Linked DNA regions of Homo sapiens: regions 2 and 3 are each linked to region 1. A link is an interaction called in ENCODE POLR2A ChIA-PET data of the cell type or tissue named here. Cell type or tissue: CD4-positive, alpha-beta T cell. All regions are shown on one strand.

Region 1 (8,000 bases):
AAAGAAGAAAATAAAGAAGAAAAGAAAGAAAAAGAAAGGATGGAAGAAATAATGAAAAGAAAGAAAAAGAGAAAGGAAAGAAAGAGGAAAAGAGAAGAAAGGAAAGAAAAAAGAAGAAAGAAGGGAGGGAGGGAAAGAAGGAGGAGGGGAGGGATAGAGAGAGAGAGAAAGAGAGGAAAGAAAGAGAAAGAAAGAAAGAGGAAGAGAAGACAGAAGAGAAAAGAGAGGGGAGGGGAGGGGAGGGAAGGGAGAAAATGCAATGCCACCACCTACCCACTAGAAAGGCTAAAATGTAAAAGACTGAATCCCAAACATAGTTGAGGATGGAGAGAAACCAGACTGCAGTGGGGAGAGTGGCTTGGCGTTATCACTTTGGAAGACAGGTGCATGACCAAAGCTGAACATGTGCTTGCCTATGACCCAGCAATTCCACCCCTAGGAATATAACCAACAGAAATACATATGTGTGTGTGTGTGTGTGTGTGTGTGTGTGTGTTCACCAAAAGATAGGTCCTAAGAATGATCAAAGCAGGCCGGGCATAGTGGCTCATGGCTGTAATCCCAGCACTTTGGGAGGCCGAGGTGGGTGGATCATGAGGTCAGGAGTTCGAGACCAGCCTGGCCAATACGGTGAAACCCCGTCTCTACTAAAAAAAAATACAAAAATCAGCTGGGCTAGTGGCGCGTACCTGCAGTTCCAGCTACTCAGGAGGCTGAGGCAGGAGAATCACTTGAACCTGGGAGGCAGAGGTTGTGATAAGCGAGATTGCGATGAGCCGAGATTGCGCCACTGCACTCTAGCCTGGGTGACAGAGTGAGACTCTGTCTCAAAAAAAAAGAAGAAAAAAAAAAGATGAAAGCAGCACTTTGTAGTAGACAAACACTGAAAACTACCCAAATATTCATCAACAGTAGAATAGACAAATAATTGCTTTTATCCTCGTACATGAAATCTTCATAACTACGAGTATCAACCATGCACAATCACACAGAACCACAGAGATGACTCTTAGACACAGAGAGTTGAGAGAAAGAAGCCAGGCCCTAAAGTACAGACAATATGCGTCCATTCGTACAAAGTTCAAATAGGCAGAACTGCCACCTGGGGTTAGGGTCAGGGTGATGGTCACTCTAGGGGGTGGAGGGTAGGCCTTGGAGGGGCCCAGAGGGAGCTCTAGGGTGCTGGCCATGTGCTTTTGGCCTGGATGCTGTTACACAGATGTGTGCTTTATGTCGGGTTGTACACTTACAATTTGTGTACTTTTTCTTTTTTTTAGGCAGAGTCCCACTCTGTTGCCCAGGTTGGAGTGCAGTGGCACCTGCATCGGTTCACTGTGGGCTCCGCCTCCCGGCCTCAAGCGATTCTCATGCCTCAGCCTCCTGAGTCGGTGGGATTACAGGCATGCACCACCATGCCTGGCTAATTTTTTTGTATTTTTAGTAGACGGAGTCTTACTAGATTGTCCAGGCTGGTCTTGAACTGCTGGCCTCAAGGGATCTTCCCAGCTCAGCCTCCCAAAGCACTGGAATTATAGGTATAAGCCATGAAGCCCAGCCCCTATAAGTAGTCCTGAGGCCTGTTGGCATCTACAACTTTGTGTGCTCTCCAGCCAATGCAGCTCTCCTTCGCCTTCTGCCTGCAGCTCAGCTAGTCGGGGCTCTTTACATGATGGGATCATTGAGGCTTTATTTGTGCCTTTGGTTGTTGCTGCACTTCCTCACTGACCTTTATGACCGGACAGCAGGTACTTGTAGGAACCCCAGAGACTCCCCCTGGCTTCTGGACCTTCCTTCTGCCTTGGTGTATAGCAGCACCCAGCTTCCCCTTGGTAATCAGGGTGGACCACCCCGGATGAGAGGGCACTCAAGGCAGCAGGAACAGCACGTTTCAGGGTATGGAGCAGTAAAAGGCATGCACCTTTGGGGTAAGTCAGTGGAGCTGAAAGATGGAGCTTTGCAAGCAGCAGCGCCTGTGGCTGGCAGGGATCCAACCTCCCAGCTGTTGTTTGATGGGCACTGGGTCCCTTTCAGGATTCTAAGTCAGGAGGGACAAGGTGAGAACTCACCATGTTTTGTCAAAGATGCATGGATGGGAGATGGGGCCTGGGATCCGTGTCCTCCGCTTGCCACTGGCAATCCATGCTCCTTTGTTGCAGAGTGAGGGCTTTGAAATCTCAGAGATCTGGTCTAAACTCCTGCTCGGCCACACCAGTTGTGTGAGCTTGAGGACATGAGTGAGCTCAGACTCCAGATTATTCAGGTGTAAAGACAAAGGTGATTGTGGGGATTAATAAGGTAATGTAAGTGACATATGGCAGAGTAGACACGGTTTGCCTTGGCTTCCTTTGGCTTATCTGGAAGTTATTTCCTCTGTAAAATGAGGTAGGCACATCGATGCTCTACGGGGTGCAAGAGGACTTAGGTGGGTCAGTCCAGTGGGGAATCATGGGCTGGCTGTGGTCTGAGGGGCAGCCCACAGGAGTCCAGGCAGAGGAGGGTCTGGAGGTGGGAGCTGCAGGAGCCCTGAGTCAGCACCACGGGGCATCTTCACCAGCTCATCCCCAGCCTCTCCATGTATGGCCCAAAGCTGGCATTTCTGATTTCCAGACTCTGCCTCCTGGCACCCACGGTCTTTGTGGATCCCAGAGAGGCTCACCCTGGGACTCAGAAGAGGTGTGCTGTGGAGAGGAAGGAGGCCGAGGCAGCCTGGGGGAGGAGGAAAAACCCAGCATTGGGGGTGTGAAGACCCGTTTAGCTTTCAAACTGGTTCCAAAGATTTGTTCAGGAATTACTCCAGGGGAGGAGTCACCCCTGTCTTTGGGGATGTCTCTGGCGTGTTAAGAGTTTCAGGTAGGATTTTGCTTGGGGAAAAAAGTTCTTCAATATACACACACACACAGACACACACACACACACACATACACACACGCAAAAACAACCAGGGGCAAGTTAATATCTAAGCTCTCTTTCTAGTGCACATAACAGTGACCTATCACCAGTTCCTCCTGGATCCTGGGTAATCCTTTATGGACAGGGACCTTATTTTACATTGTACCCTCAGGGTACAGCCTGGTGTGGCAGGCAAGCCCTTGATGACTGTTTACTGTCCAAGCTGAACACCTGAAGGGGTCACACTACAGGCCAGGCTTGTAGACATCCGACAAAAATCAAGAAGCCTATCTGGCCCTAAATCTGTTGCTGTTCATCCATGTCACACATATCACATGCAAACAAGGCTGCATTGAGATTCTGGAAGGCAAACACACGGCCATATGCCATCTTCTCTGGGCATAGTAAATCAGGTTCTGGGGTGCATGTATATGAGCCCCACACCTTCAGCGCCTCTCAGCACTTTCCTGGGGTCTGATCTTTCTGATCCGGATGAGGTGACTTTGCCCCAGCTACGCTGGATTAGCGCAGGGATGTGCACTTGACCAACCAAAGCCCCCTCCTCAGGAGTGCAGAACTGGCCCCAGGAGATCCTAGCTCACTTTACCGAGACATAAACTTGGGGGGATTTGGGACAGTCATTTCCCATGGCAGGGTCTGGGAGCACAGGGCATCTGTCTGCAGAGGAAGGAGCTCCAAGCCAACGCAGAGAGAGTTTGAGGTGATTCTGCTGCACCCTCCCCAGGGCTCTCTGGAGCTCCAGCGTGGCTTCCTTGTCTCAAGTTCCTCTTTCAGTGTAAAGTCAGCTAGAATTGGTGACTTGCAAAAGACCTGAATCATGCACTGACCTTTTGGCAGGCCCTCTCTTGCTCTAGAGAATCTGGCCTAAGCATGCAGACTCTGGAAATTTATCCCACAGCACGTGCATAGTTTTCGATGCGTCATTTACCCAATGAGGCTGAACCTGGAATTGGACTTCTACCTGCCCGTCCTTTCCAGGTTTTAACTATGTCCTAGCTCTCTTGACTTGAGCTGGGAAATTCCCTATGCCACTTAGACTCTGCAGCTCAGCTCAAAGGCCCTGATGTGATGCCCCCCTGAAAGCCAGGGCAATCCCACCTCTGCAATGCTGCCGCCGCCACCCTGCCATCTTCCCGAACCTCTGCTCTCAGCTTGTCTCTCCCCAGCCTGGGTCCTGAAAAGGTTCCACTGAGCACAGTGCCTGCTCCCAGCCATCTGTCTTGCCCTCAGCTGTGTGCCAGCCACATGCTAGCCAGGCCCGGCCTGTCCTGCTCTCGCCCTGTTCCCTCCCTGGCTGATTCGAACCCCACACTCCCCTCCCCACCCAGCCAACATCTGGGGACTGCTTCTTCGGGGACCAGCCCCACTGTGTCTTGTCTGATCTCCACGTGTTTCTGCAGTGGCCCTTTCCTGGGTGACCCGTCTGCTCAGAGCAGAAACTGAGATGGGCAGGCCTGCGCCACCTTCCCCTTGGCGCCTTTCCAGTGCTGAGTGTTCTGCCTGGCACAAAGCCAGGGTTCCGCAAACGCTGGTTGAACCGAAACCCACTGTGGTTGCCGGTTCCTGAGCTGGTCTTTCTTCTCGTTCCCATGCCCAGCTCCCAGCCACGAACTGTGGGCTGATCCTGTGGCCGGCTCCCTGTCCTGTGGCCCAGAGAGTGTCTTCGGCTGGGGATCCTGCTGTCGGGGCCCTGCTGTGCCTGCTGCCAGGGCCTCACCAGCCTGCTCTGAGCAGCTGGGCCACACTGAGCACCTGCCCTGCCCTGCTTGGCAGTCAGGAAGGACTTCCTGTTTCTGCTTCTGAAATGGACTGCCAGCTCCAGGGGGCGGCAGGGGACCGGCCCCAACACCCCTGCCATCCGAGTGGCACCTAGGCTGCCCGGCAGCCCTCCCTCACCCCTTCTTGTGTCTCCTGCTATGGGTGGGCTTCAGGAAACGTGCACTTAGCAGGCTGAGGCCTAAACTCAGCTATGGGCTTAGGATCCAGAGGAGGAGCCCTGGAGAGCAGCACGCAGAACCTTTTGGCTTTGAGAAGGAGGGGGATGAGGGGCAGGGGGCAGGGGCGACTGTGAGGTCCTGGGCTTGGGGACCCTAGGGAAGGAGTGGAGCAGCTTTAGGGACCCCATACAAAGGTCCCCAGGCCTCACATGAACCGTACCTCCCCAGCACCTCCCATGATCCCCATCTCCCCACCCTGGACTAAGCACTGGGAGGGGGCTGCCGGGAGGAAAGGCCCCACTGTGGGAGATAGGGGAGTAGGGAGTATCAAAGGGGCACAGAGAGAAGGCATTTCAGGAAGCACCTTCACCAGGACTGGCCACAAATAATCCCCAGGCAGAGTCCATTCCAGTGGTTCTCACCTGCAGACCTGTCCCTGCCTCCTGCCTTTCCCTGTGCATGCTCTGAGCCAGAAAGGACAACTAAGAGACGGTGACAGAGGGGCTTCAGGACGCCGCCTCTGTGGGGAGCTGGTGGGCTGTGGCATCCCTTAGGGGGTAACCCCACTGCCCAGACTGCTGGGCTCCAGGGAGTGGAGGGGGCAGAGGGCACCCGCCCCCACCTCTGCACTCGGTGGTCCTAGGGCCCCCGGTCTGCAGGGTCCATTGGGGCAGCAGCTAGAAAAATGTCTGGCTACAAGGGACAGGGGCCCACCCCAGAGGCTTAGGGCAGCAGCTCGTTTTCTGCCACAGAGAGAGGTCTGGGGCAGGCAGCTGTGCACGTTCAGCTCTGCTATTCGAGGGCCTTCCGGGGGGCCTCCCTCCTGGTGTGGTGCTCTAGACACTGGGCCGCCAGCAAGGGGTGAGGAAGGCAAAGGCCTTGCCTGCTGCGGCATTGCTGATATCAGGGAAGCAATAGATTTTCCCAGCCGACCTTGTTTAGGGTCTCAGGCCACCCAAGCTGTGAGCTAGGCTAGGAGAGTGAACGGGGCTGTCGAAATGGACTTTGACCGCAGCCGCCGAACAGCACTCAGGAGTGGGCGGGATATTAGGATATTGGAGGGTTCTCCACAGTGAGAGCTCTTGTGGCTGCCACCAAACAGGGCAGGGTCTGGTGGGGGGGCAGGAGGATCAGGGACCTGGAGTCTGGCATGGGGTGGCCTGTCTAGGCAGAAGCTCTGGGGAGTCCCTGGGAAGGCCCCAAGCCCCAGGGTCAGGAGTCTCTTTTTAGGCTGAGGGGGCATCGACACCCGGGTGCAGGAGTCTGCATGGGTTGGCCGAGCACACAGGTGTGAAGGCAGCCCTTTGATGTGCCTTGATGGTGCAAGGAGAGAGCCGGGTGGTCTTGCAGTCACCAGGCTGGGGCTCCAGCCCCACGTTACAGCCTTGCTGTTGCCCTCTAGTGACCCCTTGCATCTTGGAAGTGAGGCGACATGTGGTAAACACCTGGCACCTGCAGGGACTCCCTGGGTAGCCCTCAGAGGAGGCCACGGGGTCAGCTGGGGACGCAGAGGGTGAGACAGAAGAGAAACTGGGATGGGGCTGACTTCCAGGAAGCCGGGACATCATGGGGCCCCAGCTTAGTCTGGCCCAGCTGTCAGAGGGGCTGCTGGTTCAGAGCCTGGGGCCTTCTTAGTTGAGATGCCAGTGCCGGGCGACTGGTGATAAACGTGGCCCCTATCCCAGAGCAGTGCACACCGCCTTAGGCATTGGCTATATCCTAATCTCACTAGAACACCCCTCGGCCAGCGTCCCCCTCCACCCAGCACCTCTGGGGAACACTGGGGCTTCCTAATGAGTTAATCTGCTGGGAAGGAGTCCAGAGGCAGGCACAGCGCAGAACCCCCCCCCCGCCCCGCCCCAGCCCCCTCCACTGATGACACTGTTGACACCGCGGAGAGAGGCCTGCTCAGTGGGTCGTTGTGCTGAGAAACGAAACATTGCCTAACCCCAGGGAGAAACCACAAAAAGACAAAAACACGCAATGTCGCTGCAGCTGGGCCTGAGGGCTCAACCCAGATCCTGCTGTCTGCAAGGCGGGTGCAGCTGTTGTGTGGTTTGTGTTAAAGGCAAGAAAAAGAAGGGTGGGATCATGTTCAAATCCCCAAAAGATACCCCTCTGCCAGAGGACGAGTGGCGTTTGTTTAGGGACAGTGGGGCCTCGTTTCTTTGTCATTGAGTGGGTTAGTTCCACTCTCTGAGCAGCCCTGACTGAGTCTCACACCTGCGCTGGGGTCCCCACTTGTTCAGAGCTGGGGCTGGAGAAGCAGCGAGTCCCTGTCCGGGACCTTGCATGCTCCCTCACGCCCTGCCCCCTCCCCCTCCAGTCGTGGGACACTGCTATATTGCCGAAGGGATCTCAGGGTACACTGGGACCTGCTCCGAGCAGCTCCCTCAGGCGTCAGAGCAGAACTGGGCAGTGAGGTGAATACAGTGATGTGCCAAGGCAGATGGCAGGGCAGAGGCCGCTGCAAAGGTGGCTCCAGAAATCAGGAGGGCTGAAAAGGAGCTGCTCTCAGCCCGAAGAGGTGCATGTCACGAGTTTGCAGCTCAGGCTGGAGTCCACCATTCTTTATCCTTTATGCACAGGTCCCCCAAGGGCGTCTAGGGCCGGGGCTACTGACCGGAAGCCCTGCTCTGACTCCCCACCTTCCAGAAGGTGCTCTGATCAGGCCTGCCCGCTCCCACCCGCAGCCCAGTCTCAGATCTGCCAGTTCTCCTCAGAAGGCAAAGTTCTGGGGACTTGGGGCCACTCATGGGTTGGAGACTGAGTTGGGGGCTAGAGGCATGCTTAGGGCCCAGCCTCCATGGCAGGGCCAGGAAGTGAACCCCAGCCATCAGTGGGGCAGGAGCCAGGTGCCTCCCAGCAAAGCCCCAGCCCCAAGGGCTCCTCCTGTCCGCTGCTGCCCTCTCAGGGGCTGCCAGACCAGCTGCCCCACTCCCATGCTGCCGCCTGCCTGAACATCTCTTTTCTAGGCCCCGCCCAAACCCTGAGTCTTGGAGCCCACCTGCCATGCAGAAGCTGCACTGCAAACACAAATACACACACACACAAATACACACATGCACAAATACACAAATACACATGCACGAATACACACGCACATACAAATACACACACACGCACAAATACACACATGCGCACACGCACACA
Region 2 (8,000 bases), 99 kb after region 1:
CAGGTTGACTATAGTACAGTTGCGATTGTCTGCATTCTTACAGTTTCTGTCAAAACATCGTTTTCCCAAGTGGCTGGTCAGCTCCCCTGTGGTTAACATGCTTGCAGCAATGGATGAGAGCTCCAGTTGCTCCACCAGCATTTAGTATTGTCAGTGTTTTGGATTTTAACCATTCTCATAAATATGTATAGTGATATCTCGTTGTAATTTGAATTTTCATAATAACAAATGACACTGAACACCTTTTCACACAGTTGTTTACCATCTCTCTATCTTCTTTGGTAAGAGTGTTCAGATCTTTTGTTCATTTTTTAAATTGGCATTTGCTTATTGTTGAGATTGAGTTCTTTATGTATTTTAGATACAAATTGCCTTTACTTTTGATCAGCCTCAAATGAAGAGCATTTTTATCAGCTAAATAAACCTGGCTCTGTAATTGTGGATTCCAACCTCATATTCCTGTCTTGCCTTGTGTTTCAGAAAATATCTGAAGAGGTGCATAGGAATGTCACCCCTGGGCTATCACCAGCCATCAGGGCTGTGTTGGTACGCAAGCAGTCACATTGCCTCCCGATGCCCAGAACAAGGATGTTAACCGCACACTGGCTCCTGAAGCCAGGGAACATTCCCTTCAAGATGGCAGAGGAAAGGCGGGGGCAGTGGGGTCAGCTGGACATGCGTCACCCTACCGTGCTCAGGGAAGATGCTTCTGGCTTCCCCTGGGAGGCAGCTAGTGATGAGGGTCTCACAATGGAAAGGAAATGGAAATGTCTGTTCTTTGGGTTCAGCTCTCATGAGTCCACAGGTAGCACCGTTCATCTGGAGAAGGCCTTCACTTGCACAATCCATGATCTGGAAGCTTCTGTGGCAAGGGGCCGATATACGTCTCCCTACTTATCCATTGAGGAGCAATAAGGGTTGTGACTCGGGTGTGCGTGAAGGAGAGAAGCTCCAGAGCCCTTGTCTCAGGTGGCTTCTGGCCTTCTGTTGGCAGAAACCATTGGTATTCTATTATTTCTGTTTTTAAAAGGGACCTTGAGAACGGAAATTTTCAAGTGTGTTTTGTAACCCTTAGCAAAAGGAGAGCAAACACCTTTATGAAATTCTGGCATGTGGTCCTTTTAACCTTTCCAGGCAGTGTACTGGTTCATGCAAACTAGTGCTATTCCCTTCTTAGGGATTGGGGTGCTGGGTTCTGTGGAAGCAGTCCCAGTGGTGAGCTGGAGCTTGGGTGAAAGGTACGTGTGTGTACATACACCACTTTGTTACATAGTGTTATTGCATTAATTCTGACTGTCCAAAGTGATTCATTTGATGAAGGCAGAAATGCAGAAAGGACAGTCACACACAAATCCCATCTTCCTGAGGTAACCTCTGTTTCCTTCCTGCAATTAGAGCTCTGGCATATGCATTTCATGTGTGCATTTGAGGGTGGGGCTCAGCCACTTGGTAGTCTGTTTTCTTCCCTGTCCACGTTCCCAGGGGCTGTTTATCAGCAGCTCACATTGGTGGTTCAGAAGAACATTCGAGAGAGACAGCTGGGCTGGCTCCGTGTGCTTACTCTCCCTCGTCTACCCCATCCAACAGATTGTGAAGCCTGGTTCCAGTAACCTTGGGGATGACACCAAGGAGCGCTGAGCCCTCCACCCCGCATGTTGTGGTCTTGGGGGAGGGAGGCAGGTAGGACACAGAACAGGGTTCCTGCCCCAGTGGCTCCTCCCAGCTCTTGCTAGCCCTCCCTTGGCATCAGGCAGACCTAGGTAGCCTCAGGTCTTGGAGTCCCGTACAGAGCTGTTGCAGAGGGGGTCACTCCAACCTTGAAGCTTCTGGGGGCCTGGCCGTGGGATAGTGCAGAGTGTGGCACTGCTTTTCTTCCCGGCTGGTGTCCCTGGGGTCAGCTGCCTTAAGGTTAGGGCCCTGTTCTAGGTTAGGACAGGGAAGGGCTTAGGAAACAGGGCCAGCAGGATACAGGGAGGAAGGTGTGGGCACGGACATGCAGCGGGCAGGCCTGTGCCGGGAAGAGGGTGGGCTTTGTCTCCTGAGAAGAGGTGGCCCCCCAGAGCACTGGTCTCCCCACATGGCAGGCAGTGGGGCTCTGTTTCAGGCCCTCTCCAACGCACTTAGGCTGCGACAAGCCTGAGCAGGATGTAGGGGGCTACTAGACCTGCGGGCAGGGCTGAGGGACAGGGCCCGGGGCTGCCAGGTCACCTGTTCTCTGCAAGAGGGTTTTTGAACACAAGGGCTTTCCCAAAGGGTAGGGGTAACTTGCTCCTAGTGGGCAAGACCGAGAGCCCCTGGTGGCTCCATGGGCCTGGGCTGCTGCAGGAGAGGTCTGGGGGCTTTCTAGCTCCTCCCTGGGGGTCTGGAGGTTCCTAGCAGAAGCCCCGGCACTGTTCACCTGTTTCAGAAAAAACAGACCGTTGTCTAATTTGTTGTTGTTGTTGTTTTGTCTCGGCTCCCTCAAAAACCAAAGGCGTTTTTTAGGCCCGTCGTCCAAATTACAAGCTCATTTTAATTCGGATGTATTTACTTTGTGAAACCAACCCTGAAGAATACATTGTTTCGTTATATTCTGCTGGAAACCTTGCCACATTTTTCCTGAGAAAACTGAGCCTGCTGTGCACCTGGAGCCGGCCAGGTGGCAGGTGCTGGGCCTGGAAGAGGAGCCTGCCGAGGCTCCTCCAGGGCTTCTGAGTGCCATTGTTTTGAGTGCGCTGCCTGGTAGCGCTGGGCCCTTCCAGGGAACTGCCTGGCTCCTTCCTCAGCTGCAGCCTCCTGCTGCAGGGGAGCTGGGGACCGTGGAGGTCCCCCACAGGTCCTCAGGCCCACATGCCCCCAGCCTGGGCAAGCCTGCCGTGAAATAGGCCTCGTAGAGCCTGGCTGTGGGGGCAGCAGGGGCCCCTGGGTGCAGAGGGTAGCCTCGCCGCACTGTGGGTGGGTGCCCCTGCTTGCTCCTCCTGGAACGTGAACGTGGGCAGCAGTGTTCCTGTTCCATGCTGGGGAGGGGCTGTGAGAATGTCTTTCTTCCCGGTGTAGCCTAGCCTCAGGCCCACCCTTCTGGGTGTGTTACCTTGGTGAGGTCACTTGGTTTCTCACCTCTGACAAGGGTTTCACATCAACACTTTCCTGTCTTCCGGGTTGGTAGAGTCAGATGAGCCCAGTGCAGGCCAAAAGTAAAAGCTGCACCCCTGTAAAGAGTGTACATGCAGCTGTTTGTGCCATTGAGTGTCTGTAGCAGAGCTTAGCAGGGTGGGGTCCCTGCAGGCAAGGTCCCCCCCAGGAGACACAGAAGGAGAGGGCAGGGGGAGGAAATGAAGGCTGGGGGAGGGGAGACACAGGAAGAGGAAGTGGGCCACGATGGTTGCCAAAGGCTCTGCAGACAGGGGCCCCTCCCTCAGTTGCCTAGAGAGCCGGCTGGGAGCACGGGCACCTGGGGTGCAGAGCTGGGGCTGGCTGTGCAGGTGCTTGTTCGTGTCAAGAAGCAGTTGGACTTCTCTGTGAGATTCTGCAGATCTCCCCTGTGACTGTCAAGGCTGGTGCCCCCCACCCCCCACCCCAGACGTCACAGCCAGAGGCAGGCCCAAGAGGCCTTTCCATACTGTGTCCCTTTCCCTACCCACCACGTGCTCTGCCCTCTTTCTTCCCTCCCTCCCTCCTTCCTTTTCTCTTGGTGCAAGAGAAAACCCTTTCCCAGTAGTCCACAGATTCCCTGGTTCCTACTCCTCATGAGCCCCTACAGTGGCACTTGGGATCTGCATCCTAGTGGCTGGATGGACTTGGCTCTCCTAGCTGCCATCCACCTGGGCTAATTTTCAGCCCACAGTGGTGTCACAAAGTGGTCTTATGGCAGGAGTGTGGTATTCAGGAGCCTGAAGGGGGCTTCTGACGTGGAATTACAACTCTGGAACTGCTTCTGTTTAAATCCTTTGCTGAATATTTGTCACCCATAGCCTTTTAGGTCTGACCCGTTCTAAACTGCTGGGCCTATCAAACAATTTATCAGGGAGGGCCCTTCTCCAATAGGACAGTTTGCAGCGTGACCCAGGGGCTCTAAAGCCCTGGAGCCCTGCCCTGGGAACATCTCCTACAAAGCTAGATTGGACTTTATTGCTATTTTTGAGTTTCTCATCCTGGAAGCCACTGCCCAGCACATTCTGAGGAGAATCTGCCTGGGCGACCATTGTTATTTTAAGAGAGCTCTTGGGGTAATATGAGGAACTGTGCTTTGAAATAGGGAATACAGAATGGGGCCAGTAATGTGCCCAGAGTGTTGAATGTCTGATTTTTAAATTGGCATTATTGATGGCTAGCATTTTCTAGTTTGCTATGGATTTTTTGTTTTGAATTTAACTTTTTGAATAGGAAATGCATTTGTGTGTTTTAGAATCTAAAAGATTTAAGTAGTTTCCCCAGGGAAAATTCTGTCAACCTTCCCTGTTCTCCATCTGCTCAGTGTTCCCCTGGGTGATCTCTGTTCCTACTTTCCTAGGGACCCTCTCTCTGCACATACAGGCCAAGGCGCACGTAGATCCTTGCTGGTCATCTCTCCTCAACCTTGTTTTCCTCACTCAGCTTGGAGATCTTTCCATATCAGTTTGTAAAGAACTCATTCTACTTCTTTGCGATAGTGTTCTGTTATATGTGCGTTCCATAATTTATTTGACAGGCCCCAGTGGAAGGACATGAGTTGTTTTCAGGTTCCTGCTGCATTGACTAATCAGGAGCATATCCCGTTTTGTAGGTGTGCAAATGCGTTTGTAGGCTAGGATGTCAAAAGTTCAGATGTGGGTAAAAGGGTGTGCACATTTCTAATTTTAATAGGTATTGCCAAATCGCCCTCCATGGAGGTTGTAGCAGTTTGTACTCCCATCAGCAAAGAATGCCTGCTTACCTGCAGCCTCACCAAGGTGATAAGCTACCAAGCTGCATTTCAGTGTGTCTCATCTGCCATTAGCTCCTGATGGATGAGGTGGAGCATCTTTTCATGCATTTGAGAGCCATTTGTAGTTCCTTTTTTATGAATGGGCTTTGCCCATTTTTCTGTTGGATATTTTTCTTTTTAAAATTCCTGTGAGCTCTTTCTGTATTGGAGATTAGCCGTTTGTGATAGGAGCTGCAAATATTTTTTCTCTCAGTTTTGTCAGTTATCTCTTGCCTTTGTTTATGGTGACTTTGTTCATGGAGAAGTATAGTATACTGTTTTGTGCAGTCAAATAGATTGATTGATTGATTGAGACTGAGTCTCACTCTGTCACCCAGGCTGGAGTTCAGTGGTGTGATCTCAGCTCACTGCAACCTCTGCCTCCCACGCTCAAGTGATTCTCCTGTCTCAGCCTCCTGAGTAGCTGGGATTACAGGCGCTCGCCACCACGCCCGGCTGATTTTGTATTTTTAGTAGAGACGGGGTTTCACCATGTTGGCCAGGTTGGTCTTGAACTCCTGACCTCAGGTGATCCTCCTGCCTCAGCCTCCCAAAGTGCTGGGATTACAGGCATGAGCCACCATGCCCAGCCTTTAGTCTTTTCTTTTATGGTTTGTGGACTTTGATTCATAGAAGGAACTTCTGTCTTACAGTTTTCTCCTAGAATGTTTGTGGTTTTATTTTTCACATTAGAATCTTTGACCCATTTAGAATTTATCCTGGTGTAGGGTGGGAAGTATGAACCCAGCCTTTCCAGATGCTACCGAAGTGTCCTCATAACATGTATTGACTGCTCCCTGCCCTAGGGGTTCGAGATGTCACTCTGTCCTTTGCACAGTTACCACTACCTTTCGTTCTAATTCTGCCATTTCTGCTGGGCTTCACTGGCCAGTGATCAGCTTACGAAACTGTGTTGAATCCTGGTGGTCTCGTTTCCCCCACGTCATTGTTTTGCAGGATTTTTTTCTGGCTATTACTGTGTGTTTTTCTGTATGAATTTTTAGGATCAAGTTATCCTATTCGAAAACAAAGCAAAGCAACAAGAAAAATGCCTACTTTAAAAAATATCTTCGCAAGCATTGTAGAAATGTGGAGCCACACATTTGCCCAAGGAGGATTCTCTCACTGAAGCAGTGTTGCCTCCGACACTGTGGCAGTCTCCAGCCAGGCTTCAGCACCCTGCCAGCTCTTGCATGTGAAGAGTGGATAGTAGTGTGTGATCAGCGGCACTAGACCAGAGCGCCTGGGACAGGGCACACCTGCCCCCCATGTCTCTTTCACTACTGGGCGGCTCACAAACATGCTTCCCGGGGCCCCTTGGCCCATAGGTGATAACATTGTTATCTCCTCCAAGCACCACTGTGCAGCAGGCATGTGCCCCACGTATTCTCCCACTTAACCCTCACAGTGACTGAGAAACAGGCTGGATGACAATCCCTGAGGCATCAACAAAGGAGTGGAGGTAGAGCAGGCTGCTTCCTTGCCCCAGGCAGGTTCCAGCTGCGGCTCTAGCTCTGGCGCCAGCCAGCTGAATGACAGCTCACTCTCTCCTCCTGGGCCTCACTTCCCTTACCTGCTCAGTGGGTGGGTAAGAGCTTCCAACCTGGACTTCCTGCGAAGCCATGTGCATGTCAGCTCCATGTGGCTTAATAAACCACTAACATTTCTAGAGACGAGCAGGACAGTCAAATGGCCTCCTAAGGAGTTAGGAAGTCCACCCCCCACCACAGAGGCCAGGCCTTTCTGCTACCCCTGAGGCTGTATGCCTGAGTTTCATTGGAGGCCAGCAGTTGATCAGCCCCTGTGTTTGGCCATGCTGACCTGCTCCAGAACAGGAGGGTGAACAGTCTTCCTGGAGTGAAAAACATTGCAGTCTTGAGGTTGGGAGCTAGAAGTGGCCCCAAACCAGTGCCCACAGGGCAGAGCTGTCCATCAGTGAATGACAGCCCACTCACTGGTGGGGAATACCTGGAGACTGGGGACAGTGGCCTGGGAGCCTGAGGGCAAGCAATTTCTCTTTGGAAGCCTCTCCCTGTGCCTCCCTTTGAGTCTGACCAGCGCTGCCCCTGCCATTGCCTCCAGATACACACCCACATGGACCCTTGCGCTCCAGAGGTCTGTTGTATCCAAGACATCCCTGTGAGGGTGATGGCTCATTTGCCTTTCCAGGACCTCCCGGTAGGAGTTGCATTTCTTCCCTTCTCCCTTCCATGAAGGGGAGCTCAGCGAGGCTTCCTAGAGAAGACCCAGCAGGAGGCCGGCAGAAGAGGCCCTTGCGGCAGACGCTGCTCTGGCCCCAGCTTGGTACCGGGCATTGGAAACATTGCAAAAATGACCACTCAACAGGCTTCCCACAGGAGGTTCGCAGACAGAAAGATCTGCAGTGTGGTTTATACAGGTGCAGCTGGAGCCGGGTGGGGTGGGGGGGCCCACTCACCTGTGGGGGGTTGGGGGGGAGTTTGGCTAAGGCTGGATTGCAGGAGATAACTTGGAGCGTGCCCTTTGCGCAGGAGGGCAGAGCAGAGTGGAGTCCATGCCACAGCCCGAGTCTGAGCTCAGGCTTTGAGCTGGAGCACGCACACTCCTGAGCTGGCTGCATTTGCATGTGGCTGCTGTGGGGGAGAGGGGAGGGCCTGGGACTTGGGTGTTGAGGCGGATTGGGGGCTCAGCTGAAGGAGAGAGAGCCCCTGCGCCCCCCTTCCGGCTGGCTCTCTGAGAGAACACGTTGTCCCCGCCTGGGCCTGCGGCTTGGGCAAGAGCAGCATGTGGGACGCTGTGTTCCTGATAAGATGAGGCAATTGCTCTCACTCGGGGCGCTGCTCCGCTCGCGGCCTCGCTGTGGCGCCAGGGAACATTTATGTAACGCGCAGCCCTGAGCAGCTGCCCCGCCCAACCATACTCCAATCCCCACCCACCCCACTCTCCCCGCAACTGCATGCGGTCCCCTACCCTGCATCACCCGGCCATGCAGCCTGGTACCCGAAGAGTCCCCCCTCTGCTTGGCACCTGTAGGACCCCCAAACCCCAGCATGGCTTAGCCCCTCTCCCAGCTCCCCACAGTTCCCCCAACCCTCCTACA
Region 3 (8,000 bases), 130 kb after region 1:
TTTATGAGTATTTGACAAAATACACTGGCTTCCTAATATGAAAGATGAATACCGTTGACCATTGAACAACATGGGTTTGAACTGCGTGGGTCCACTTCCATGTAAATTTTCTCTTGCCTCTGCCACCCCTGAGACAGCAAGATCAGCTTCTCCTCTTTCTTCTCCTCCTCAGCCTACTCAACATGAAGACAATGAGAATGAACGAACACCTTTATAATGATCCACTTCTACTTAATGAATACTAAATATATTCTTTCTTATAATTATTTTCTTAATAACATTTTCTTTTCTCTAGCTTACCATATTGTAAGAATGCAGAATATATCTCACATACAAAAGATGTGTTAATTATCTGTTCATGTGATCAGCAAGGCTTCTTCTCGTCAACAGGCTATCAGTAGTTAAATTTTTGAGGAGTCAAAAGTTTTATGTGGATTCTTGACTCAATGGGGGAGGGGATCAACGGTCCCAACCCCTATGTTGTTCAAGCATCAACTGTAATTACCTCCAGTCCCCTCTACCCTCTGCACCTTCTCCCTCCTCCCCCTGTGTTTACATTAGAGGAGTGTTTTAACTCTTCTGCAGATTCTCTCTGAAACTTTACATTAGCTCTTACTCCCCTATATTTACTACCATACCTTTGGTCTGCATCTTGACTCCCCTTCATGGAAGGTGGGAGTAGGATGGCCTCTGCTATCCACTCTCTCTAGGTCCCACAACACCATCCTCCTCAGCCTTTACTTTTGCAGCTTAGTCTATAGTAAAAGTGGAGCCCAGTGGATTCGAACTGCAACAGTGGGAGCCTCTACACCCCTAGGCAGTTGGGCATGTCACTGTTACATGTTACTCACTGCACAGCTAACCGCTGGGCCAGGGGCACATTTCTTTCTCTATGGGCCTAAAGTCATCAACACCACCACCACCGTCTCCAACCACACAAGGAAGATATTCTTAGCATCCAGAGCAAATGGGGCGAACTCATTTTGCCTTCCCTCAGGAACTGAAAATCCTATCCTATGTTAGTTTGCTTTACAGTGGAAGTTGAATTTTGTTATATACATTTTCCCTATAGCTTTTATTTGCCTTGCTTCCTTTTTATTAACAGAATAATATTAATAACAGAATAATAATGTGCCTTTGATGTGGCCTCAGTTTTGCCACCCTTTTATTCTCAAGACCTCCCCTGCCCTCTCCTACCCCATGGATCCGCACCCCCACTCCTTGTCCCTGAGTGGGAGCACAGCCCCGGACTCCCTTTACCACCCTCTGGTGGATCACTCAAGAGTCAATCCCAGGTCTTTCTCTTAGCTTTCTTTCTCACTTTGCTGGAATACATCCTCAAGTAACTATCCAAGAAAGGATGCATGGGACGATGGGTTTCTGCTTTTTTGAGTCCTTGGAGGTCTAACAGTATCTTTTTTCTACCCCATGCTTGATTCATAATTTGGCCTAGTATAGAAAACAAGGTTCAAAATTACTTGCCAATCATCTTCTTACAACCATTGCTACTGATGGGGATCTGATGCACTGCAGTTCTCAGCCTTTGCCGTGAACATTTTATTTTTACCATCTTCGAAATCTGTCAACCAATCTTACTCCCTGTTGCTCTGCACTTTTGTTCAGATATTTTTAGAGGCAGGTCATTTTTTCCTTGATCCTGCATTCCACGGAGCACTCCATCTGCAGACCCATGTCTCCTTAGGTCTGTTCCTTAGGTCTGCAACGCTTTCCTCTAATCTTGTATTGTTAATTGCCCTCCCTCTACATTCTTTTCTTTTGGAATTCCTATTAGTTGAAGGTGGATTTACTGAATCAGGCTTCTGTGTCCCTTATCTCTGTGTTCGGCATTATCCCTGTGTTTATTTTCCTTCTTTTCTTCTGGTCTGCTCCCTGAGCTGAAACAGGCTTCCTTACTCAAATCTCATTCATCCCCTAAGACCCAGACCACAGGTCATGTCTGGTGGGAGCCTTTCTGGCCATCCCTGTCCCCAAACAGTGTTCATGGCACTCTTGGCCATGGCATTTTGTCCTGACCCTTACTAGGCTGTTGAGTCAGGAAAGGATGTACATTCTCAACTGCATGGGGCTTCTCTATGGGGTGGAGGGCTGTGGGGACTATGGCGGGGGTGGATAATGTGGGGGAGTGTGGGGGGGCTGTGTGGGGCTGAGGGGGCTGTGAGGGTCTCTGGGGAACTCTGTAGGGCTGAGGGGGTTGTGTGGGCCTCTGGGGGTGCTCTGTGGTCCTGTGGGGGGGCTGGGTATAGGGCTGAGGAGGCTGTGGGGGTGGGTGCTGGGTGTTGGGCTGTGGGGGGCTGAAGGGGGCTGGGTGTGGAACTGTGTAGGCTGTGTGGGGCTGTGGGTGTCGGGGTTGTGGGGCTGTGCGGGGCTGAGTGCGGGGACCTGGGTGTGGGGTCTGTGGGGGCTGGGTTTGTGGGGCTGTAGGGCTGTGGAGGGGGGATCTCTGTTGGGGGGCTGTGCTCCAAATTTCCAAAACTCCACGTTTTGGAAATTCAGTGGAGTCTGCTCGCCGCATTTTAACAATGGGGGCCCTGCACCGGCCCAAGACAAGGGTCAGCTCGGGGCTGGGCCAGGAGCCCCATCTGGGGCCCCACACCCATTTCTGGGATTGCCCCCCACCCCGCCCCCGCCCCCGCCCCCGACGCTTCCGGGAGGTCTAGGCGGCTGCCGTGGGCCGGTCCGAAACGGCTCTAGGTGCACTGTTGGGGGGCTGTGTGGGGGCTCTGTAGGGGGGCTGTGGGGGGCTGTGTGGGGCTGTGTGGGCTGGGTGTTACTGCGCTCCTCAGGCAGTCAGGAGCCCTCGAGGAGTCCGCGGAGTTGGGTTGGGGGAGGCGGAGCCCGGCGGGAGGCGCTTCCCGGGCTTCCCAGGCTCTAGTAAGTTCCTGGAATTCGTGAACTGCCGGCCCGGGGGAGGATCTGTGAAGGCCCCGGGAAGGCAGAGGATTCCTGCGCGGACTGCCGCGTTCGGAGGGCAGCCGGGACGGCTGGGCCGGAGGCGGGGGAGCCCTCGGCTGGGCGGGCGCCGAGCCCGGCCGGGCCATTCACTGCCTCCGAAGCGAGCGGCCAGACCCGCCAGCTGCCCACTCGCCCCCGACCCCCGGGTCGCGGTCTCCATCCCCCTCGGACCCCGGCCAGCCCCAGGCCCTCGCGGCCGCCGCAGTACGTCGTCTCCACTTCGCAGCGCCCTCTGCCCACTGCGATTCCCCCAGCCCACGGCGAGCTCAGATGACACAAGGATGATGCTGTGGTCCGGGAGAGAACGATAAGGATTGTCACTGTGCTTTGCACTCTGTCATTCTAAGTTTCTTCTCCTCACGTGAGCTCATGTACCGCGGGCAGCGACTATCAGTGAGACTGGGGTAGACGCCACCTCTTTGGCCGCGGGCTGGGGCGCCGAGTCACGGGTCGCGGGGACGGGGCGGCGGTGCTGAGCCTCGAGCCGCCCAGGCCACGCCCCTCCTGATGTGGCCCCGCCCTGCTCTCCCAGCTCTCACCCGCGTCCTTTTCCCCCGGGTCCCCTGCGCTCCTCAGGACCCTGACGGCGCATCCTGGGTCCTCTACGCGCGCGACTGTCCCGCCCCTGAAGGGGCCTGCAGGGTGTCCACGGGACTCGGCTCTTCCTCCCTGACCCCTCAGGCCTGTCCTGGGGGTCCGCCCTAGAAATAGCTCGGAGGAAGGAGCCAGTGACTTGGGTGACGTTTTGGAAATTCAGTAGAGTCTGCTCGCGGTATTTTAACAATGGGGGTCCTGCACCGGCCCAAGACAAGGGTCAGCTCGGGGCTGGGCCAGGAGCCCCATCTGGGGCCCCACACCCATTTCTGTGATTGCCCCCCACCCCGCCCCCGCCCCCGCCCCCGCCCGCGACGCTTCCGGGAGGTCTAGGCGGCTGCCGTGAGCCGGTCCGAAACGGCTCTAGGTGCACTGTCCGGCTCCAGCCAGGTCCGCTACGCCTGGAGAGCATGGAGGCAAGTTCTGCCGGCTCCACCTGCAAAGCAGAGCCCCTTTCCACGACTGTGCAGCACCGCTCGCTCCAGCCCCACCATACCCGCCTGGACGGAGACCGACCGCAGCCTGGGAGAGCCTCCAAGCCTGGAGGCGGGCGCGCGAGCCCTTTCCAAGGAGAACCCACAGCGGCTTCCCCTCTTGCTCCAGGGGCCTCTAGATCCCACCCCACCTGGCACCTGCGTCTCTCCCAGAACTCGGCCTGCCCCTACCTTCCCGCCAGCCCCCACCCTGCTGGGGCTACTGGGACCTCCTAGCGGCATGCAGCGTTCAGTAAGCAGCCGCCGGGCCCGGCCTTCGGCCTTTGCATTTCCCGGTCCAGATATGGAGGTGACGGAGGTGTGCTGCGCACTCCCTGCACGCCTCTCCTCCACTGCTCCCCCATGAGAGGCCTTCCCTAAACCCGGCTAAAGAGTACCTACCCCGTCACCCCCGGCCCGTCCCCCCCCCGTCCCCCTCAGACCTAGGATGCACCCACCCGCCAGGGGGTTTCAGAGCCAGGGCAGGGTGCCGGCCATCCAGCCCCATCCCAGCACCCTTGTCCCTCGGTCCTCCCACTACTCGTCTAGTACTCCCTACACGCCACTCCGCAGGGCTCAACCCCCGCTGTGCTCTGCGGTCGCAGCTGCAGCCGCTTCGGTGCTCCAAGACCAGAGAGGAAGCAAAGACAGAGCTTTCCCAGCCAGGCATCGCTGCTTTGGCCTTGAAGGTGAGGTGGGTGATGATGAGAGTTCCCACTGAGATCATGTTCATTATGGCCCAGGCATCGTTCTGAGTGCTGGACCTGTATCCATCCTCCCGTCTCATTACTACCACAGCCCTGTTCACAGAGCAAACAGAGGCCTCTATGGAGAGTCAAGGACATGCTGCCTGGCTGGAGGGCACCGGGTCGGGCTTCTGTCTGCGAGGGTGGTGGGTGGAGAGGTGGGGGGACAGGCAGCGGCATCTGCCAAGCCTGGACTGCCTTTGCCCTTGCATCTCAGGGGGCTCCCACAGGGATCACCTGGACAGACAGGAAGCAACTTGCAGGCAAGGTTGTTCCTGGGGGCGCGGTCCATGAGGCTAACATCTCCACAGAGAAGCGCTGTGCACTGGCCAAAGAGAGATGCTGACAGCGCTGGGGTGCAATGTTAAGTTAAAGGAAAAAAAAGGAAGGTGCCAAGCAGTACATGGAAGACAATCCTACCTGAGTAAGAATGTAGGGAGTATTTTGGCCGGGCGCGGTGGCTCACGCCTGAAATCCTAACACTTTGGGAGGCTGAGGCAGGCGGATCACGAGGTCAGGAGATCGAGACCATCCTGGCTAACACGGTGAAACCCCGTCTCTACTAAAAAAAAAATACAAAAACAAAAAATTAGCCTGGCGTGGTGGCGGGCACCTGTAGTCCCAGCTACTCGGGAGGCTGAGGCGACAGAATGGCCTGAACCCGGGAGGCGGAGCTTGCAGTGAGCCCAGATTGGGCCACTGCCCTCCAGCCTGGGTGACAGAGCGAGACTCCGTCTCAAGAAAAAAAAAAAAAAGAAAAGAAAGAAAGTAGGGAGTATTTTAAAGAGTGTGGGTGTGTATTTTATATAGATTTTGCTTATTTTTTCAAAAAGAAGTCCTGTGGATATGGGCAGAGAGGATGGAGGTGGAAGTGAGACTTCTCTAGGTGCATTTTTTCTATAACTTTTTTGAGATATAATTCACATATATAATTCACCCATTTACTGTATGTAATCCATTGGCCTTTAGTATATTCACAGACGTGCAACCATTACCACAGTTAATTATAGAATATTGCCTCAAAATAAAACCCTGTACCCTTTAGCTATCACCCCGATATTCCCCCATTTTCCCTGGCCCTAGGAGCCACTCATCTACTTGCCTCTTCTGAATATCTCATATAAATGTAATCAAACAATATGTGGCTTTTTTGTGTCTGTCTCATTTCACTTAGCATAAATTTTTAAGTTTCATCCATGTTGTATCATGTGTTAGTACTCCACTCCCTTTGTTTTGTTTTGTTTTGTTTTAGAGGGAGTCTCCCTCTGTTGCCCAGGCTGGAGTGCAGTGAGGCAATCTCGGCTCACTGCAACCTCCACCTCCTGGATTCAAGCGATTCTCCTGTCTCAGCCTCCTGAGTAGCTGGGATTGCAGATGCCCGCCACCACGCCCGGCTAATTTTTGTATTTTTAGTAGAGATGGCGTTTCACCACGTTGGCCAGTCTGGTCTCGAACTCCTGACCTCAAGTGATTTGCCCACTTCTGCCTCCCAAAGTGCTGAGATTACAGGCGTGAGCCACTGTGCCCGGCCCCTACTCACTATTATGGCTTGATAATACTCTGTCGTATGGATATACTATTTTTTTAAAGTCCATTCATCCACTGATGGATGTTTGGGTTATTTCTACTCCTTAGCTGCTATGAATGCTGCTGCTATGAACATGTGTGTACAAGCTTCTGTGTAGACATAAGTTTTCTTTTTTCCTTATTTATTTATTTATTTATTTTTGGACATAAGTTTTCATTTCTCTCGGGTATACACCTAGGAGTGGGATTACTGGGTCATGTAGCAACATTATGTTTAGTTTTGAGGAACTGCCAGACTGTTTCCATCTGCACTATTTTACATTCCCACTGGCAATCCATGAGAGGTCCAGCTTCTCCACATGCCCCAACACTTGTTACTGTCCTCCTTTTTGTTCATAGCCATCGTCACGGATGTGAAGTGGTACCTTATTGTGGTTTTGATTTGCATTTCCCCGATGGCAACATTTCATCTACAGTTTTGACATTTAATTTCACTTAATAATATCACATCAAAATTAATTTGATAAAATAAAAATGGGGGAGGGAAACCCCCAAAGTATGTGGAATTGAGTTTCCCAAGTCATGCTGCTGCTTGGTGGTGGAGCTGAGATTCCGGCCCAAGAAGTCTGCCTCAGAGTCCCTGATCCTCCATCCTCTGCCTACTGGACATTCACCAGCTTTTCTGGCTGTTGTCCCCTCAGGGCCTGTGATACACGTGCCCTGGGAGGGTTGGTTTTTTTGTTTTTCTTTCTTTCTTTCTTTTTTTTGAGACGGAGTTTCGCTCTTGTTTCCCATGCTGGAGTGCAATGGCGCGATCTTGGCTCAATGCAACCTCCGTCTCCTGGGTTCAAGAGATTCTCCTGCCTCAGCCTCTTGAGTAGCTGGGATTACAGGCATGCGCTACCACGCCCGGCTAATTTTGTATTTTTAGTAGACGGGGTTTCTCTGTGTTGGTCAGGTTGCTCTCAAACTCCCGACTTCAGGTGATCTGCCCACTTCGGCCTCCCAAAGTGCTGGGATTACAGGCATGAGCCACCGTGCCCGGCCTAATTTTTGCATTTTTAGTAGAGACAGGGTTTCACCATGTTGGCCAGGATGGTCTTGATCTCTTGACCTTGTGATCTGCCTGCCTCGGCCTCCCAAAGTGCTGGGATTACAGGCTTGAGCCACCGCGCCCGGCCTAGGGTTTTTAAGGATAATTTGGTGGTTGGGGGGCAGCCAGTGAGTTGGGAGTGCTGATTGGTCAGTGATGAAATCTTAGGGAGTCGAAGCTGTCTTCTTGCATTGAGTCAGTTCCTGGTTTGGGGCCACAAGATCAGATGAGCCAGTTTATTGACCTGGGTGGTGCCAGCTGATCCATGGAGTACAGGGTCTGCAAAATATCTCAAGCACTGATTTTAGGGATCTTAGGCTTTACAATAGTGATGTTATCCCCAGAAGCAACTTGGGAAAGTCAGAATCTTGTAGCCTCCAGCTGCGTGACTCCTAAACCATAATTTCTAATTTTTTGGCTAATTTATTAGTCCTAGCTACAAAGGCAGTCTAGTCCCTAGGCAGGAAGGAGGTCTGCTTTGGGAAAGGGATGTTACAGTCTTTGTTTTAAACTATAAACTATAAACCAAGTTTTCTCCCAAAGTTAGTTCAGCTTACACCTAGGAATGAACAAGGACAGCTTGGAGGTTAGAAG

The links. Peaks named below come from ENCODE experiments on the same cell type or tissue, not always from the same donor. Only the 100,000 strongest peaks of a DNase experiment are listed, where the experiment ranks them.
Region 2: POLR2A ChIA-PET joins it to region 1 with 29 read pairs; 10 of 35 experiments call an interaction of 5 or more read pairs at or near these places.
Region 3: POLR2A ChIA-PET joins it to region 1 with 12 read pairs; 5 of 35 experiments call an interaction of 5 or more read pairs at or near these places.

What each region holds. Positions count from the first base shown.
Region 1 is chr15:31,259,737-31,267,736 of GRCh38, forward strand. No RefSeq gene overlaps it. Among named protein-coding and RNA genes, the nearest start is that of LINC03034, 33 kb to the left of the region's middle. In CD4-positive, alpha-beta T cell, no CTCF peak of the experiment used is centred here; DNase peaks (open chromatin) are centred at 3,715, 4,425, 6,395, 6,805 and 1 weaker place; H3K27ac peaks cover 3,239 bases.
Region 2 is chr15:31,358,273-31,366,272 of GRCh38, forward strand. All of the region lies in intron 1 of KLF13 (KLF transcription factor 13), which reads left to right. Among named protein-coding and RNA genes, the nearest start is that of KLF13, 35 kb to the left of the region's middle. In CD4-positive, alpha-beta T cell, a CTCF peak has its summit at 7,742; DNase peaks (open chromatin) are centred at 3,329 and 7,759; H3K4me3 peaks cover 4,430 bases; H3K27ac peaks cover 7,897 bases.
Region 3 is chr15:31,388,963-31,396,962 of GRCh38, forward strand. LOC105370939 (a long non-coding RNA gene) reads left to right here and starts at 3,922. Exons shown (of 2, transcript XR_001751466.2): 1 at 3,922-4,729. It also overlaps a transcript of KLF13 not described here. RefSeq lists a silencer at 3,535-3,584. In CD4-positive, alpha-beta T cell, no CTCF peak of the experiment used is centred here; DNase peaks (open chromatin) are centred at 3,409, 4,151 and 4,591; H3K4me3 peaks cover 2,015 bases; H3K27ac peaks cover 642 bases.